Regions from separate parts of the Mus musculus genome. Here region 1 is linked to region 2. The links are chromatin loops, found by intact Hi-C in ENCODE. Cell type or tissue: gastrocnemius. All regions are shown on one strand.

Region 1 (8,000 bases), 55 kb before region 2:
AGTGTGAAGCACCATGCCTGCAATCTCAGTACTTAGGGCACACTGAGGCAGGAGGGTCTTGGCTTTGGAGCTAGCTCTGGGCTACATAGCAAGACCCTGTCTAAAATGAAAACAAAGAAACACAATGTACTGGTGTGCTAGAGCTGTCTTCATTATTAGTTTTGGCAGGGGGTTAGGGACAGCATAGCAAGTGGTGTCTTACAATTGGGTGGACACATTAGATGGATGCACCTTCTAGCAAGCACCCCTTCCACTTTACTAACATAGACAAGCCCCACCCTTGACTGGAGATGAATTCTTTCTGGACTAGGGAATAAATTAGCACATGTAGTGGCCTAAAACAATACACACTTCATGGTATGTACTCACTGATAAGTGGATATTATGCAAAGAGTGTGGAATACCCAAAATACAACTCATGGACCACATGAAGCTCAAGAGGAAGGAAGACCAAAGAGTGGATGCTTCAGTCCTACTTAGAAGGGGGAACAAAATAATCAAGGGAAGTAGAGGGTGGGAGGAACTTGGGAGGAAGAGAAGACGGAGAGGGGAAAAGGGGGTAAGAATCAGGTATGGGAGGAGATGGAGGAGATGTACAGAGGGTCAGGAAATTGAACAGAGGTGTGTAGCCGTGGGGGATGGGGAACTGGGGGTAGCAACCAGAAAGTCCCAGATGCTAGGAAAGCAAGAGCCTTCCAGGACCCCACGGGGATGACATTAGCTCAAATATCCTACAAAGGGGATATTTCCTGTCGAGTCCATATCTAGAAATTAGGCATGGCCCCCTGGTTGAAGTATAGGGACACCCACTCATCTCCAAAATTTTAACCCAGAATTGCTCCTGTCTAAGGGAAATACAGGAACAAAGAGTGGAGCAGAGACTTAAGGAAAGGTCATCCAGAGACTGCCCCACCTGGGGCCCATTCCACATGCAGTCACCAAGAAGTGCTTGCTGATAGGAGCCTGAGACAACTGTCTCTTGAGAGCCTCTGCCAGATCCTGACCAATACAGAAGCGGATGCTTGCAGCCAACCATTGGATTGAACACAGGGAGCCCAATGGAGGAGTTAGGGAGGGGACTGAAGGAGCTGAAGGGGTCTTATCTGGCATCAATGGGAGGGGAGGCCCTTGGTCCTGTGAAGGCTTGATGCCCCAGTGTAGAGGAATGCTAGGGTGGTGAGGCAGGAGTGAGTAGGTGGGTGAGGGAGCACCTCATAGAAGCAGAGTAAGGGGGAATGGCAAAAGGGGGTTGCAGAGGGGAAACGGGAAAGGGGATAACATTTGAAATGTAAATAAATAAAATATCCAATTTAAAAATTACACACTTGCTATACAAAGTGACAATTCAGAAGTTCAAAATGGATGGGTGTGTATGGGTTCAAACCAAGGTGCCAGAGGATCCAAAGAAGACGTGTGCTCTTGCATGTTTCCCTCTTTTGAATATGCTCTCAAGAGCAGAGCGGTTCTTATCTCAAAGTCCTGATTTAATCACACCTGCTAAGTGTTTCGTCATGGAGGGAACCACATGTACTCTCTACAGTGGTCAGAATACTAGCATTCTGAAAGAGCTGCTATTTGCTTGCTGTGGAGACAGTGCAAAGAGAGTGTAGATTAGGATACATTTCCTGGGTTGTGATCCTGGGATAAACTATGCTCTGTGTACATGCCACAGTTTCCTCATCAAAGGACGAGAGGGACAGGAGGAAACCTGGAAGGGTTGTTGTAGGTTTGTTTAGCAAGATAGCATTAATGAAGGGCTCAGAACAGCATCTACCACACAGTAAGCTTTTATTAAATACAGTTTTTTAATTTTTAATTTAATTTTTATTTTTGGATATAGGGCTTCTGGATCTCACAGAGATTTGCCTGCTTCTGTCTCTTGAATGCCAGGATTAAAGGTCTATGCCTCCACCTAGACTTTAATATCTTTTAAATAAATTGATTGATACTATGTATCAAGCACTGCTCCAAGTTGGGAGGTACAGGTGGGTTTATTCTGTGGAACTGATGAAGTCAGATACACAATTACAGTTATTACAATTTGTACTGCTTGGGATAAAATAGCCAGGCCAGAGGTGATACACTTGGGAGCACTGTTACAGGTTCTAGGCCAGCCAGGAATCTTAAAAGAAAGAAAGAAAGGTGGTGAGGTGGGAGAGAGAGAGGAATAAATAGGCAGATTAGAAAGGGCATAATATTAAATTCAGGGAACCTTAGAAATATTAGTCAAACTCCTAGATTAATATGATATTGGAGTTTTAGTTTGTAAAAGGAATAGGTGTTTTCAAGTCAGATAATGAAGGAAGGGCTCTTGATAGAAAAAAGAATGTTAAAAAATGTTAGGTAGGATTCTTATGTGGCTCAAGACGAAGCCAGAAAGGTTGTCATACACAGCCAGCCTGTAAGTGCTGCGTTAAAGTTTGGACTTTATCCTAAAAGCAATAAAGTGTCTCTGACTGTTTAAACGTGGGGAAGCAATCATCAGTTTTGTAGCTTTATAAAGCTTCCCTGGAGACCACTGAGCATAATGAGTTAGATTTTGATTTTGAGAGAGGAAAGTTTGCTTCTGTTGCCCAGGTGCTGGTGGTGACCAGCAGTTTGGACAAGGCTTGACGTGGTTTTGTTTTTGTTTTTTTTTTATTTTTTGTTTTCTTTTCAGCTTACAAGCAGGAAGGACAATTTGAAATTAATGTTGAGAACAAGGATCTGATTAGAGGGCTGTTGAATGGTGATCATTGGCTGAGAACATGAAGGGGAAAGGTCATCAGAAATAGCTATTATTTTCAAGGGCAATGCATGCTAAACTGCATTTGTTGTTGTTGTTGTTAAGTTGAAGCTTAGAGAAGTCAAATTAGGATAGCCAGGTGCAACTTATTAAGAAATTATGGGTTAGGAATTCAACTTAACTTGGATATCTGGTGTGTGAAATAAGGCTCTGAGTTTTGGCTCAGAGTAATTTGTCTCGGTTTTGGATGTACTGAATTTGAGGTATAGCAGGACAGGCAAGTGATGAATGCCATTTTACAGGTATTGAGAAAAACAGAATCTGAGCTCAGGTAAAAGGTTTGCGTCAAAAATAGCCTCAGTGGTGGGAGAAGAGCAGACTTTTTATTTCAACCTGAGTCCAGTATAGCTTAAAAGTCTCCACTATTTCTTCCCCAGCCCTTACCCTAATTCTCAGACCTCTAACCCCAAGACAAACAGAAGAGTAGATGTCTGGGTCCGACGTGACGTGAGATCAGACAGTTTTCACACTTTCAGCTCTTGGTGACGAGCCCAGGGATGCCAAGATGCTTTATATTCAAGGGGCCACCCGCATTCCACTCTGACTTCACATTAACCATCTGACAGAGCATCCACATTTCAGGGAAAAGGCCGCTTCAAAGAGGGAGACCGCGACAGCTCACAGCAGACGCCCGGGCCCAATGACGTCACGCGGCAGCCAGGTGATTCCCTAGCCTCTGGCGTCAAGTGCTGATGACGTCATCCCGGCGCCCCACCTCGCCCCCTGGCCGTGTTGGCCTGGTTCACGTGGGTCTGTCCGGCGCTCCCCGCCCCCTCCCACCTGCGGGGGGCGGAGGCCGGGCAGAGGGGGCGGGCCCGAACGAAGGAGGCGTGGCTTGGGCGGGGTCGTAGGGCGCGGCGGCCGCCAGCCCGGCTACATACAATAGCAAGGCTGCGACCGGGGCCGAAGGTACCGCCGCACGGTGGGCACTCCTCGCCGCTGCCCTACACCTCCCCGTCCCACTGCACCTCTAGGCTGCGCGGAGTCCTGTCCGCTATCACCGGCTTTTCGCAGTCGCCGGTGCCCCCTCAGAGCCCGCGCTCTCCACAGTGTCCTCAGGGAAGGCTCCCCTTAGCGAGCGCACCCCGCCCCCTCATAGTCCCGGCGCGCCTCCCGCTCCCCGCGGCCCGCAGCGGCCCGCCCTCCAGACCCCGGGCCTGAAGGAACCCGGCGCGAGCGGCGAGAGGAGAACGCGGGGCGCCCGCCGGCTCACACTCCCGCGCTCTCTCTCCGGGTTTGGCGGCCGCCAGGAGGAGGAAGAGGAGGAGGAGGAGAAGAAGAAGGAGGAGGAGTGGAGCGAGCGCAGAAGGTGAGAGCTGGCCTCCCGCGACAGTGCTCCCCGCATCACGGCGGCCGGGCGAGGGCGCGGGGCTGGGGAAGGCGCTCGGAGGGGGCGGGGAGTTGGGGGGGCGGACCGGGGCGCCAGGTGAGCCGAGGCGGGCGCCGCCCCGCGAGGCCGACCGCTCCCTTCGGGCCAACAAAGGCCCCCATGTGTCAGCTCCTATGCGACCGCGGGTTCCCGAAGTCGGGGCGCTGGGGAGCCCCGAGGGCGGGCGCTGGGGCTGGGGAGGGCCCACAGGTCCCGGTCTCGGTTCCGGACTGACTCCCTCCGGAACTTCGGGGTCCTGAGACGCTAAAACTGGCCCGCGACGCAGATGCTAAGTGAAGCAATGAGGGTTTATTCTCCGTGGTCGGTCCCGGCTTGGGAATCACTTTTCAGGTTCATCGCCTTGTAAAATAGACGGGTAGCAAATGACCCCACCTTCACCCCAGGAATACTCCGTAACTTGGGAAGTTCCTCACAGACTTAGAACGAGAATCAGGTTTTTTTTTTTTTTTTTTTTTTCCCCACGCCCATTTTTAGTCTATTTCAAAGGCAGAGTTCTTCCAACCATCACTATCTTGGATCTTTTAAAGGTAAACGATACTGTGTTTTTGGAAGAATACTTGACAGTTATTGAGTGCCTTTAAAAAATATCTTGTATCCTGTTTCTTATGTTAAACCCCTTGGATAATCACCTTATCCTTTACGATATTTCCAGAACTGTGAAAGGTAAAAGAAGAGGTTATTAATCAAGTTAGTACTTCTATCTTAAGAATCGTTCTTGAGAAAAACCTTTGTCCCCTATGTCTAAGGGTCTCTCAACTCTGTCAGGAGGAAAACTGGAGTTCAGCGGTACAGAGATGCCTCATTAGGCATTACCTCCTTCCAATATGACCTTGAATTGATCACACCCAGCCTTAAAGTTCTTAGAGTTTGCTTTTAAAGTTCAGAAATGAGCAGCTAGCTAGCAATCATCTGCTCAGCTTTCGGGATTCCACTGAAGAATCCTCTCCACCTTGGAGTCTTTGCTGGCATCCATTCTGCTTCCTTCCTGACACAACAGTCTTCTCCCCACTGGGGCTCCCAGAGGCCCACAGAGATTTCTTCTGTCTGCACTTGTAACGCATTCTACTTGGAAATCTTATGTTCACATGTACACAAACCATCTCAACTAGAAGCCACCTCTCAAAGAGTTTTGGCAACTCGGACTCTGACATTTCCTGAAGCTTATTCTAGTCTTAACCTGCTAAGTGAACTCATGGCTTGGCCTGATCAATTTACTTATTTATTCATCTGTTTATCCAATATTACTGCTACAATCTGAAGTGCTACAGTGTTTCAAGCTGCCTGCTAAAGTCTGTGCTGATTTCAAGTACATCAATACAGCTGGTCTTTGCTCACAAGACCAAGAGCTCAAAGTTTAGTGGGTGAGGTAGACTTGTAAACAATGAAGGTCCTCTGGGGGACTCCAGTTGTACAGAGAATGGTGCGCAGTAATTAAGGTTGCTGGACCTGTCCTACAAGTCCTGGCCACAGCAAGTCCGTAGGGAAAGTGGCCCTTCATCTGTAAGAGTTTACTTGATAAAAAGCTTATCCAGTTCAACTCCATGTATATTTTCTGAGTACCTGTTTTGAGGTCTTTTGCTAGGTTTGCAGGAAGCTGTGTACCTTGAGGGGTCTTTGTAAAACAAAACCTGGTCTATCAGTGCTTCCTCCCCTCCCACCCCCCTTTTCACAGTTGAAGGATTACCTTCAAACTTTTTAGTGTGAAATAAGAAACTCCTGGAGAGCTGACCATTGCCTACTTTTGCATCCTTAAACTTTCTGGGTTCTGTCCTCCGCCTCCTCTTCTCTTCTCTTTTCCGAATTGCTGCTTTGCCTGGAGTGCTGCTTCCTACCTGTTATTTGCCTGTGGAGAATTCTTTATTGGACCTCTGAGAAATAGTTCCTCCTCTTCCCTCTTCCATCTCTGGGAATGAGTTACTCTTCCATCTTCTGGCTCAGGAGTCTAGAATTTTTGTAGTACTCCTTTAGTAATCAGTTGCAATTAAATTTGAGTCTTCATCTTTGAGCTTTAGCCCCTTCTTTCCTTCTTTCCTTCCTTTTTTATGGTACTAGGGATCAGGTGCTCTACTGCTGAGCTATATCCCCAGCCCTTGGATGTCTTACACTGAGCATTTTTAAATTTTGAGACAAAAACCAACCTTGGACTCATTCTGTAGCTCAGGCAATGAATTTGTGATTCTCTTTTAGCTTCCTAACTGGGAGACCACTAAGTTCAGTGGCCTGTGAATCTTTTATCTTTCCTTTCCGTTCCTTTCCTTTCCTTTTCTTTTCTTTCCTTTTTAAAAATTTTTTTCTTTGACATGTTGAAGAATGAAACTAGCCCCCCCCCCCCCTTTTTACGTTTTCCTTATTTATTGTGTTGTGAGTGCATGCATCCGAGGTGTAGCTTATGCAAAGTCACCTTTTGGGAATTCTCTTTCCTGGCGATCAGACTAAGGTCATCAGGCTTGGCAGGAAGCATCTTTTCTTGATGAACCATCTTGTCAGCCCTATATATTATTAAATTTCCACTTCCTTATTGTGTGTGTGTGCGTGTGTGTGTGCGTGCGTGCGTGCGTGTGTGTGTGCGTGCGTGCGTGCGTGTTAGTGGAAATTTTGTGGAGGTCAGAGGACAGCTTTCAGGAGATGATTCATTCTCTCTTTTCACAGTGAGTTTCAGGGGTGGAACTGATTAGGTATGTTCATTAAAGCAAGGGCTTTTTTTTTTTTTTTTTTTAACCTGTTGACCAATCTCATTAGCTCTACTTTATATTTTGAGACAGGACCTTCCTAAGTTGCTCAGGCATGCCTTGAGCTTGGAATCCTTCTTTGTCTAGCTTCTGAGTAGCTGGGGTTACAGGCCTGTGCCACTAGGCCTGTCTTTATGAATTACTTGAGGTCAAGATATGTTTGGATATCGTGTCTAGTAATGTTCCTGGTACTTGAGTACATTGAATGAATAAGTACTTTGAGTAAGTATGTGAATGAGTGAAAGAGTCCTGTAAAGCCCATGAGCTAGGTCACCTAATCTTTTGGATGGAACAATTAGTTGTTAAAAGTGTGATCCTTGCACCAGCAGTGTCAGCATAATCTGGGTATTTGACAGTAGATTAATGAGTCTCATCCCAAACCTACAAAAAACAAATTAAGGTTGGAGCCCAGGCGACTCTGCTTTATTAGGCTCTCCAAATGATCCTGATGCTTATTAAGGTTGAGAAATCGATACAGAGTTAAAGGATCTGTATTTTTTTTTTTGTAAAGTCAGCACTCCATCCTCCCTTCTGCCTCATTTCCTCCCCCTATCCCGTTTCTTCCTTATCTTTTCTTCCTTATTTTATCCTGACATTCCCTTCTGTTCACACCCCCTCCCTCCAATCTATCTCTTGCGGCTAGAGTGAAAGATGCTTGAGGGCTGGGAGATTTTTCTGTTCAAGTTCATTGCTATAAGCTCACTGCCTAGAAGAGTGACTAACCACAACTAGCACAGACATTCACATATTTGCTAGATGAATAATATGCCTTAGTCCTACTTACTGCCAGCTGCTACACTGGGGTTTTGTTGAAGAGAACTTTGAGTGAAGAGTAATCACATTCCCATTTGCAGATCCAGGAGACTCTTAACATTTTGGGGATTCATTTTTGCTTTAGTCAGCTTAGTTACCTTCCTTCCCTCCCTGTGTTTATTTACTTTTTATTTATTTTTATTTTTTTAGAATTAATTGAGACAAGGGGTCTTGCTACGTAGCTCTGACTGGCCTTAAACTTGTACCAGCTTCCTGTCTCAACTTCTTGAGTGCTGAGGTTACAGGCATATGCCTGGCTTTGCTGTCTTTTTACCATAGAAAA
Region 2 (8,000 bases):
CATGGCATGAGAGTCAGGACAGTTTTGTGGAGTCAGTTCTCTTTTCCCACCTTTTTGTGGATTCTGGGAATTGAACTTAGGTTGTCAGGCTTTTCTGCAGCCAATGTTTTTAACCCACCTAGCCATTTCACTGGTCCTAGAATATTGCCAGTGTAATGTCAGCTCATTAGTTGGTGGATCTCCACTCTCCACCCCCAACCCCGAGCCTGGGATTGAACCTAGGACCTTGTGCATTTTAGTCAGGTGTTCCACTGAGCTACACTCCCCAGCTGCTTTCCCTTCCTTCCTTCCTTCCTTCCTTCCTTCCTTCCTTCCTTCCATCCATCCATCCATCTATCTGTCTTTGTTTTGATTAGATTTGTTTTCTTTTTTATTCCCCCCACCCCCCCCCCTTTTTTTTTTGAGACAGGGTTTCTCTGTGTAGCCCTGGCTGTCCTGGAACTCACTCTGTAGACCAGGCTGGCCTCGAACTCAGAAACCTGCCTGCCTCTGCCTCCCAAGTGCTGGAATTAAAGGCGTGCACCACCACCACCCTGCTAGGTTTGTTTTCTTATTGCTGAATTTTAAGACTTCTTTGTGTATTTTGAATACAAATCCTTTATGTTCTTTATGTGCATAAAGCACAATCTGTACATGTACTTTGCAAATGCTTTTTCGTCATCGGTGTCTTCTCTTTTCATTTCTTAACATTGTCTTTTGAAGAACAGTTTTATGTTTTAATCAAATTCAACTTGTCTAGGTTTTCTTAAATGAATTGTCTTTGATAATGGCATCTAAAAGGCTATTGCAAAATCAAGGTCATCCAGATTTCTCCTGCATTGTCTTACAGACATTTTATAGTCTTGAAATTTAGATCTATGGTCCATTTTGAGTGTGTGTGTAGCTTATAAAGTCTATGTCTAGGTTCTTTCCTTCTTTTCTGTCACTAATACTATATAAATCAGAATGAAGAACAGAGTATGAAGTATGACCATTTTAAAACCAATTTAGAACTGAGTAATGGTATGGAACTATAATTCCAGTACTCAGGAAGCTGAGATAGAATTATCAGGAGTTCCGGGTTCTCCTAGGGTCCATAAGTAAATTCTAGACAAGCCTGGGTTGACACACTGTTTCACAAAACTAAACCAAATTAAACAACAACAACAAAAAAACAAACGTAGCAACAACAACAACAACAACAAAGAGATCATAAGAGGGAGGTTAGATTTCCTGGAACTGGAGTTACAAATGATTTTGAGCCACCATGTACGTGCTTGGGACTGAACCCAGCCAGGCAACAAGTGCTATAGTGCTGAACCATCTCTCGAGCATTCTGTCTGCCTACCTACCTGCCTGTCTGTCTGTCTGACACTCTCTCTCTCTCTCTCTCTCTCTCTCTCTCTCTCTCTCTCTCTCTCTCGTGTGTGTGTGTGTGTGTGTGTGTGTGTGTGTGTGTGTGAGTGAGGGGGTGGAAGATGGAGAATGGGAATGAATCATGTGTCACGGTGTGCATGTGAAAACAGAGAAAAACATGTAGGAAGGAGGAGTTGGTTCTCCCTACCCTGTGTCACAAAGATGGAACTAAGGTCAGCAGTCTTGGCAGCTTGGCAGTTCTTTTACCTACTGTCCCACCTTGCTGGGCCCAGTTTTTTTGTTTTGTTTTGTTCTCAAATGTAGAAATTCATGTCTCCTTTTCCAAATACTGTAAGTATTCAGGGCTTAGGAAGGGTAAATAATAAAAGAGCTGAGTTCTTTTTATATAGAGTTCTTCCTCTGCATTAGACTAATTTGGGCCAATGAGTGGTAGTGCAGACATTTGTCAGGAAAGATGGCTGCATGTTGTATAAGTCAGGCTTCATGGTGGTCACCGACTCTTTGGTGACCAACAGTTAGTTATCTGTTGTAAACAAAACAGAAATAAATAGGAGGACTAAAAAGAAACATAGGCTTAAGATTCAGTCGGCAGTACATACATGGTTACGTCATTTGCTGGTTGTATAACCCTGGAGCAGTCACTGTGCTTTCTCATCCATTGCTTCCTGTCTTACACCTGCTCTGCTGGGCTGCTTTCCAGCAGCATCTTCAGCATGTGTTACTTACTGTCATCTTAGACGTTTGTTTAAGTTAGTACAGTTTCTGCTTTCCGATGCCTGAAGCTCTAAAAAACTCTTTAACTGTGTACTTGCCCATACTTCTTTCCATTGATCAAGGATCTTTTAAAACATCAATTGTTGTTATCCTGTTTTTTCCCAGAACCCTTAGAGCAGAATCTAAACTTCTGAGCCTGTGAGATGGCTCAGTGCATAAAGATTTCTGGCACTAAGCCAGACAACCCAAGTTTGAACCTTAGGACACATGTGGTAGAAGTAGAAAATTGATTCTCATGAGTTATCCTCTGATCTCTACATGCATACCATGGTATATATGTGCCACCTACCCTCACCCCATAACAAATAATTAAAACCCTCTAAACTCATTAGTTATGGCCTGGAAGAGATAACTGCATAACTTGATTCCAGTCATGCGCCTCAAGGGCAAGGGATGAGTTGGGTGAGTGTAGTGAGTGATGATGGGAGATACTGACTTCTGGGTGTACAGGAAATATGTGAAGGTACATTTTTTAACATTTCAGTCTTAAGGAAGCACCGTTTATTGGGATGGGGAAGACCAGAGTTGTTTCTTTAATGTGTCATCCAGCTCCAAGTTCTATTGTAGTGACTGGTATCTGACAAGTGCTAAAGAAATTCTGAGAGTGGTGTAGGGCCTACTTCATAACTCTGTGAAATAGACATAGGTTTGTAAAGTGTGGGGACACATAGTAAATAGCCCTTAACAAATAGTAGCTGTTGCTGAACTTTCTCTGTTCAAAGGAGGTGGTTGGTATAGGGACCACCTTATTATCTTTCATGGGACACATTTTAGAGAGTCAGCAGAAAAGAATAATTTCCCCCTCTCCATTCTAGTCTGAATGAATCTTGAATCTAATTTGAGTAGGTCTTGATTCCGGGGTTCAAGAGGACTCCCACAGGCTCTAGAACAGCTGTTCTCAGCTTATAGGTCCAGATCCCTTGAGGGGTTGTTGAACTACCCTTTCACAGGGGTCACCTAAGACCATTGGAAATGTCAGATATTTACATTACAATTCATAGCAGTAGCAAAATTACAGAATTACAAAATTATGAAATAGCAACAAAATTAATTTTATGATTGGGGGTCACCACAATGTGAGGAACTATATTAAAGAATCGCAGTGTTAGGAAGGTTGAGAACTACTGCTCTAAAAAGCCTGTCTGGTACCTCTTGTTGGAGCCTGGGTTGGGAGAACAGCAGAGACAATCAGAACATTGGTTATGTATTTGTTTCCCGCCCCTCAGCGCCTCTTCAGAAAAAAAGGGGCGGGGGCAGCGCTCTCCCCGCCTCCTTTCCTTCCTTTCTCTGTTCCTCCCTCCCTCCCCGCCCCTTCACTAAGCCTCTGTGTCTTTGCTGCCGCCCTACGTGGGCCTGAGTGTGCTGCGCCTTGGGAGCTGGGTGGCTGCGCTGCGGCGCTTAGCCGAATCCAGCCTGTCAGGCTGGTTCAGCCCGGGCTTTGTCCCAACTGCTGAGCAGGGAGAGGTGCGGCTCTGCGACAGATACACAAGATCATCAGAGATGCTGGGCCCCGGACCCACCGCCAGGTAATGCTGGCTTTCCCTGGGCCTGGCATAGCTAGACTGAGAGCTGGGGTAGAAGGAGCGGGTGTCTTTCTGCCTTCCGGGGAAGGGAATGGGGAGAACATTACATTTCACTTATATTAAGGGATTCTTAATAAGGAAAGGGCCTGGTGGTGTAACATTGAGATAAGCCCCTCAGGGCTAGGCCTGTGCTGGAATAAGGCATCTGGCTAGGGAAGGTTATGAAGGGGAAGCTGGATTTTTTGGGGAACTGCATGCCTCAGGGGCCCCACTCCTTTGTAAGCATGCTTCTGCATGGTGGCCAGGGTGATGCTTTTCTGTGCCTTGGTTTAGCTGCGGTTTTCCTGGGACCCGGAATACTGTTCTCTGGTTGGAGATGTAGTGAAGATAGGAGACCCCTGCAGCTGTTCCTGGTCAGGCAGTCTCTATGAGCCTTAATTTCCTTATTTGAAGAGAAGGGCTTAGCATTCTGTAACTGTGCCTTTCCTAGGCTGTAAAATTTACCTTGGAAAGGTGAGCTAGGTAGAGACAGAGGAGCCAGCCTTCCATATGCATCTTGCCGGTCTGTTTAGAACCAGTGACTTCATAAAGTGCTAATGCTTCTGTTGGGGCTAAGAGTAGATATGTTGAGTGTGGGGTGTGGGGTTGAGAAGAAACAGGTGAACGCATGCTAATTTTTTTTCCTGAACTGGCCAATTCTTTGATACTTAGATCACTGCTATAAACTAGGCTGTCTTCTCTGGTGCACTGTTATTGATCTGCTAAGTAAATAACAGACCTTGACACTATGTAATATCTTAATCACTGTAATTCCTTCCTTTATTATCTGGCACCAAGAAATACAAATACTAACCTATGCTGATTATTTTGGACCTTTCTCATCTTGGTTACAGAGGAGCTATGCATTCCCTCTGGGAAGCCTTCCTGCTCTTCCTTTCTTCCTCCTCTTCCTGCTGGTCGGCTTTCCTTGCCTGCCCCTCACCTGTTTTCTGATCTCACCAGTTTCCTTTCTTCCTTTCCTTGTCTTCACGCTTTCCACTTCTTGTCTCTTTTCCTTCCATAACCATGGTTTCTTTTTTCTGTTTTCCTTTTTCATTTCTTCCCTGGGTCCTCTTCTTCTTGGTTAGGCTCTCTTCTCTTTTCCTTTTAGAATCTTTTATTGTGCTTTCTCATTGGTAGTAAGTTGCTGACTTGGAGGGACCTTTGCTGTGATGTTTGTAAGGTCCAAACATTCTAGCTTCCTTGTTTTGGACCTAAGCTCTGTTTTCCTTATGTGTCAGGCTGTCTCCTTACTGCCCTCAAGCTGTGTTTTGAGGCTTCCTAATAAGTAGTTATTTTTCCTGGGTTTATTCCCCATCCTTTTCCTTGAGAACCAAGGCAGAATGTGGGCAGAAGGAAAAAATCATGGTAGGAAGTCAGGAGCTTGAAGGCTCGAGCTGGAGAACAAGTACAAATACAGCTAGCTAGGAGACCTTCCTGAGAGCCCCTCACTGAGATGAGGGCTGGGAGATAGCCAGTTTCCAGGGGCACAGTGGGATGAAGAGAAGAAGGGGGAGTCTTGGGGCAAGAGTGTTCTTTAGGAAGAAGAGGGTGGCGTTGGCATCAAGATGGGGGTTATTAGGGGGTAAGGGTAGCTGTAGAGGGAACGATTTATAGGCTATGTAAAAGATGTGTAGCCATATAGGTTCATTGTTTTCCCTCCTGATGGTAGGCTCTCTGAAGAGGATTATTTTTGCTCTGCATCTTTCTCCCCCCCCCCCACCCCCCCGCCCTCTCCCGCCCCGTAGTGTCCTAAAGTGAGAGAGTCAGAGGGGAAACAGAGATGAGACTGACAGGGTTATTGTTTCATTGACACTCACTAACTAATATATGCAATGTGTGTGCATGTGTGTATGCATATATACACACACACATACAAGATATCAATTTGGTATCCATCATTAACTGTTCTCTCTGGTTGGTGAGAACATTTGCCACCAAGCATGATGAGATCTGAGTTCTATTCCCATGTTTTATATGGTAGGAGAGACTAATTCCTACGAGATGTCTGGATATGTGAGCTATGGTATGGTCTCACCACTATCCCAACGCACACATGTATAAATAGATGTAATTTTAAAAATAAACATTCTCTCAGTCACCTGTAGTATATTAGTTATGGTGCTGGTTGCTGAGTACTGTTGGTTTTTAAAGGAGGTATTTAGATTCATTTGCTGTGTTCAGATGCAGGTCTAGGGGTGGACCCTCATGTGTAGTGTAGAGGGGAGCACAGGGAGCTATGATAATGTAGTGGAGGAAGACTAAGGTTCAACAAATCAGTGCCAGGGCTGCACTGTAAACTCAAGTCTTCTTTAATTGTGATACACATTTACTTAGACTATGTTATCTTGTGACATTAGGTGCATGTTGTATATAAAGAATTTTCTTGTTTTTTTTTTTCTGTCTTTGGGAATAAAATGTAGATATTAATGAAATAGAAAACAAATTTACATGTGGTAGGTTATTACGCCCTGGCCAAACAAATTCTCAGAAGGAAGCAGACTTTGTCCCTGTTTTTTTCTGGCTGCAGGCCATTTAGGTGACTCACTGCTGAGCACCCTCTCTGAGTTATTTGATCCCTTTCTCTTCCCTGCTCTCTTATATTCAATTTCGGGCACAAGATAGAGAGAGTCCAGAGACCAGATAGGCTAGGTGTTTACTTCACAGACTTCTGTAAGATAAGAATGTAACACCCTGTAGGGCTGGTAGGAACCAGTGAGGCAATGGATGCATGAACACACTTTGTGCAGTGATCCACTCATATTCTTGTTATTCTGGATGCATTCCTAAAACACCTAAGAAGATGCTTAGATGCTGTAGCCCAGAAGCCCAAAGATGCAACTGAGAAATCTAAATTATTTCTCAATTCTTGAGGAATAAAAGAAAAAGAGGGAATATATAGAAAAAGCTTTTAGGATTGGTAGTCCAGCTTCATGCTCAAAATGGAGGTCAGCTGGTACCATAGTGCTTTATTCATGGCAGAGAGACGGTAGGGGGCCAGTATAAAAGATTTCATTTTGAGTGCCTATGATAAGTAGATAAATAGAAGAGAAAGTAATTAAGGTCAAATCTTCATGTAATGGTTGCTGGTTACCTGCTTGCTTATCCAAGTTTCATATACTAAAATGAAAGATACTTATATTAACATTGAAAAGTTGATTATGAAGATAAATAAGTAATTTTATAAAAAATAAAAAATATGATGCTGGAGAGGTGGCATTGGCTGCTTTTCCAGAGGACTTGGTTTCAATTCTCTGCAATGACAGCTCAAAACTGTCTGTAACCCAATTCCAGGGGATCTGGTACCCAAATGCAGACATACATGCAATCAAAATGCCACTGCACATAAGAAATATTAAAAAAAATTTTTAAAAATCACACAGTTGGTACTTATAGCTATACTTATTCTTAATCTGTAAAAATAAACTCCAAAGTCACCTCTTAAGCAAGTCTTCCTTTGGGGCTGGAGGGATGGCTCAGTGGTTAAGAGCACTGGATGCTTTTCTTGAGGTGCTGAGTTCAATTCTCAGCTATCACATGGTAGCCCACAAACATTTATAGTATGATCTGATGCCCTCTTCTGGCATGAAAGTATACATGAGGAAAGAGTATGTGTGTGTTAAAATAAATACCTATAATAATATATTATATAATAAAAATCTATAATAAGTATCTATAATATTTTTTTAAAAGAAAGTCTTTCTTTACTGTTAGGGCCTCTCTTCTGGATTTATGTTGTGCCTCTCTTCACTCAGTGCTGGCACTTGCCATTGTTGTATTATTATGTAGATCCTGTATCTTTTCCTCCCATTAGTCTGCATTCATTGGAGGGCAAACTCGGGTCTAGTATATTTAAGAGTCAGCTGAGTGCCTTTTTAGTTTCTAAATATAGGTTAGTAAATAAAACAAATATAGTCGCTACTGTTTATTAAGGAGATGTATAATAAATGAGTATAATTAAAAATTGTGATACTTGCTGTGATAATCAAGAGTACCTTTTGATCATGTTAAGTCTGTCTGTGAGACAACTGCCACTCTGACCAGTACCTGCAGCTTAACAGAAGTTTAGGTAGCACTGACTGCCGGACAAGAGAGCTGTTTGGTGAAAAGGTTAAAACCTTGGTGTCATCAGCAACAAGGGTGGTATGTGAGGCCTTTGGGCTGGGGAGGTCACTTGGGGAGAGTGTATTATATGAGTAAAGGGGTCTGGAGTCTTGGAATTGTGAAAAATACTGAAGGAAGTGTATACAGAGGGGAGAAGAGAAGACAGAAAGATAGCAAAGCAAGAGAATCCAAGATAGTAGGGTA

The links. Hi-C counts contacts between places; a loop is a spot of excess contacts. Peaks named below come from ENCODE experiments on the same cell type or tissue, not always from the same donor. Only the 100,000 strongest peaks of a DNase experiment are listed, where the experiment ranks them.
Region 1: a loop joins it to region 2, with 2.8 times the contacts of the local background. A loop is called at or near these places in 6 of 42 quality-filtered maps.

The regions. Positions count from the first base shown.
Region 1 is chr7:97,784,881-97,792,880 of GRCm38, forward strand. The region is part of intron 1 of Gm39050 (a long non-coding RNA gene); the gene reads right to left. It also overlaps a transcript of Pak1 not described here. Among named protein-coding and RNA genes, the nearest start is that of Gm39050, 12 kb to the right of the region's middle. In gastrocnemius, no CTCF peak of the experiment used is centred here; a DNase peak (open chromatin) is centred at 3,536; H3K4me3 peaks cover 1,622 bases; H3K27ac peaks cover 517 bases.
Region 2 is chr7:97,839,486-97,847,485 of GRCm38, forward strand. It overlaps Pak1 (p21 (RAC1) activated kinase 1), which reads left to right and starts at 3,454. Exons shown (of 15, transcript NM_011035.2): 1 at 3,454-3,656. In gastrocnemius, CTCF peaks have their summits at 3,487 and 7,282 (motif pointing left); DNase peaks (open chromatin) are centred at 3,504, 3,935, 5,165 and 6,225; H3K4me3 peaks cover 1,238 bases; H3K27ac peaks cover 1,686 bases.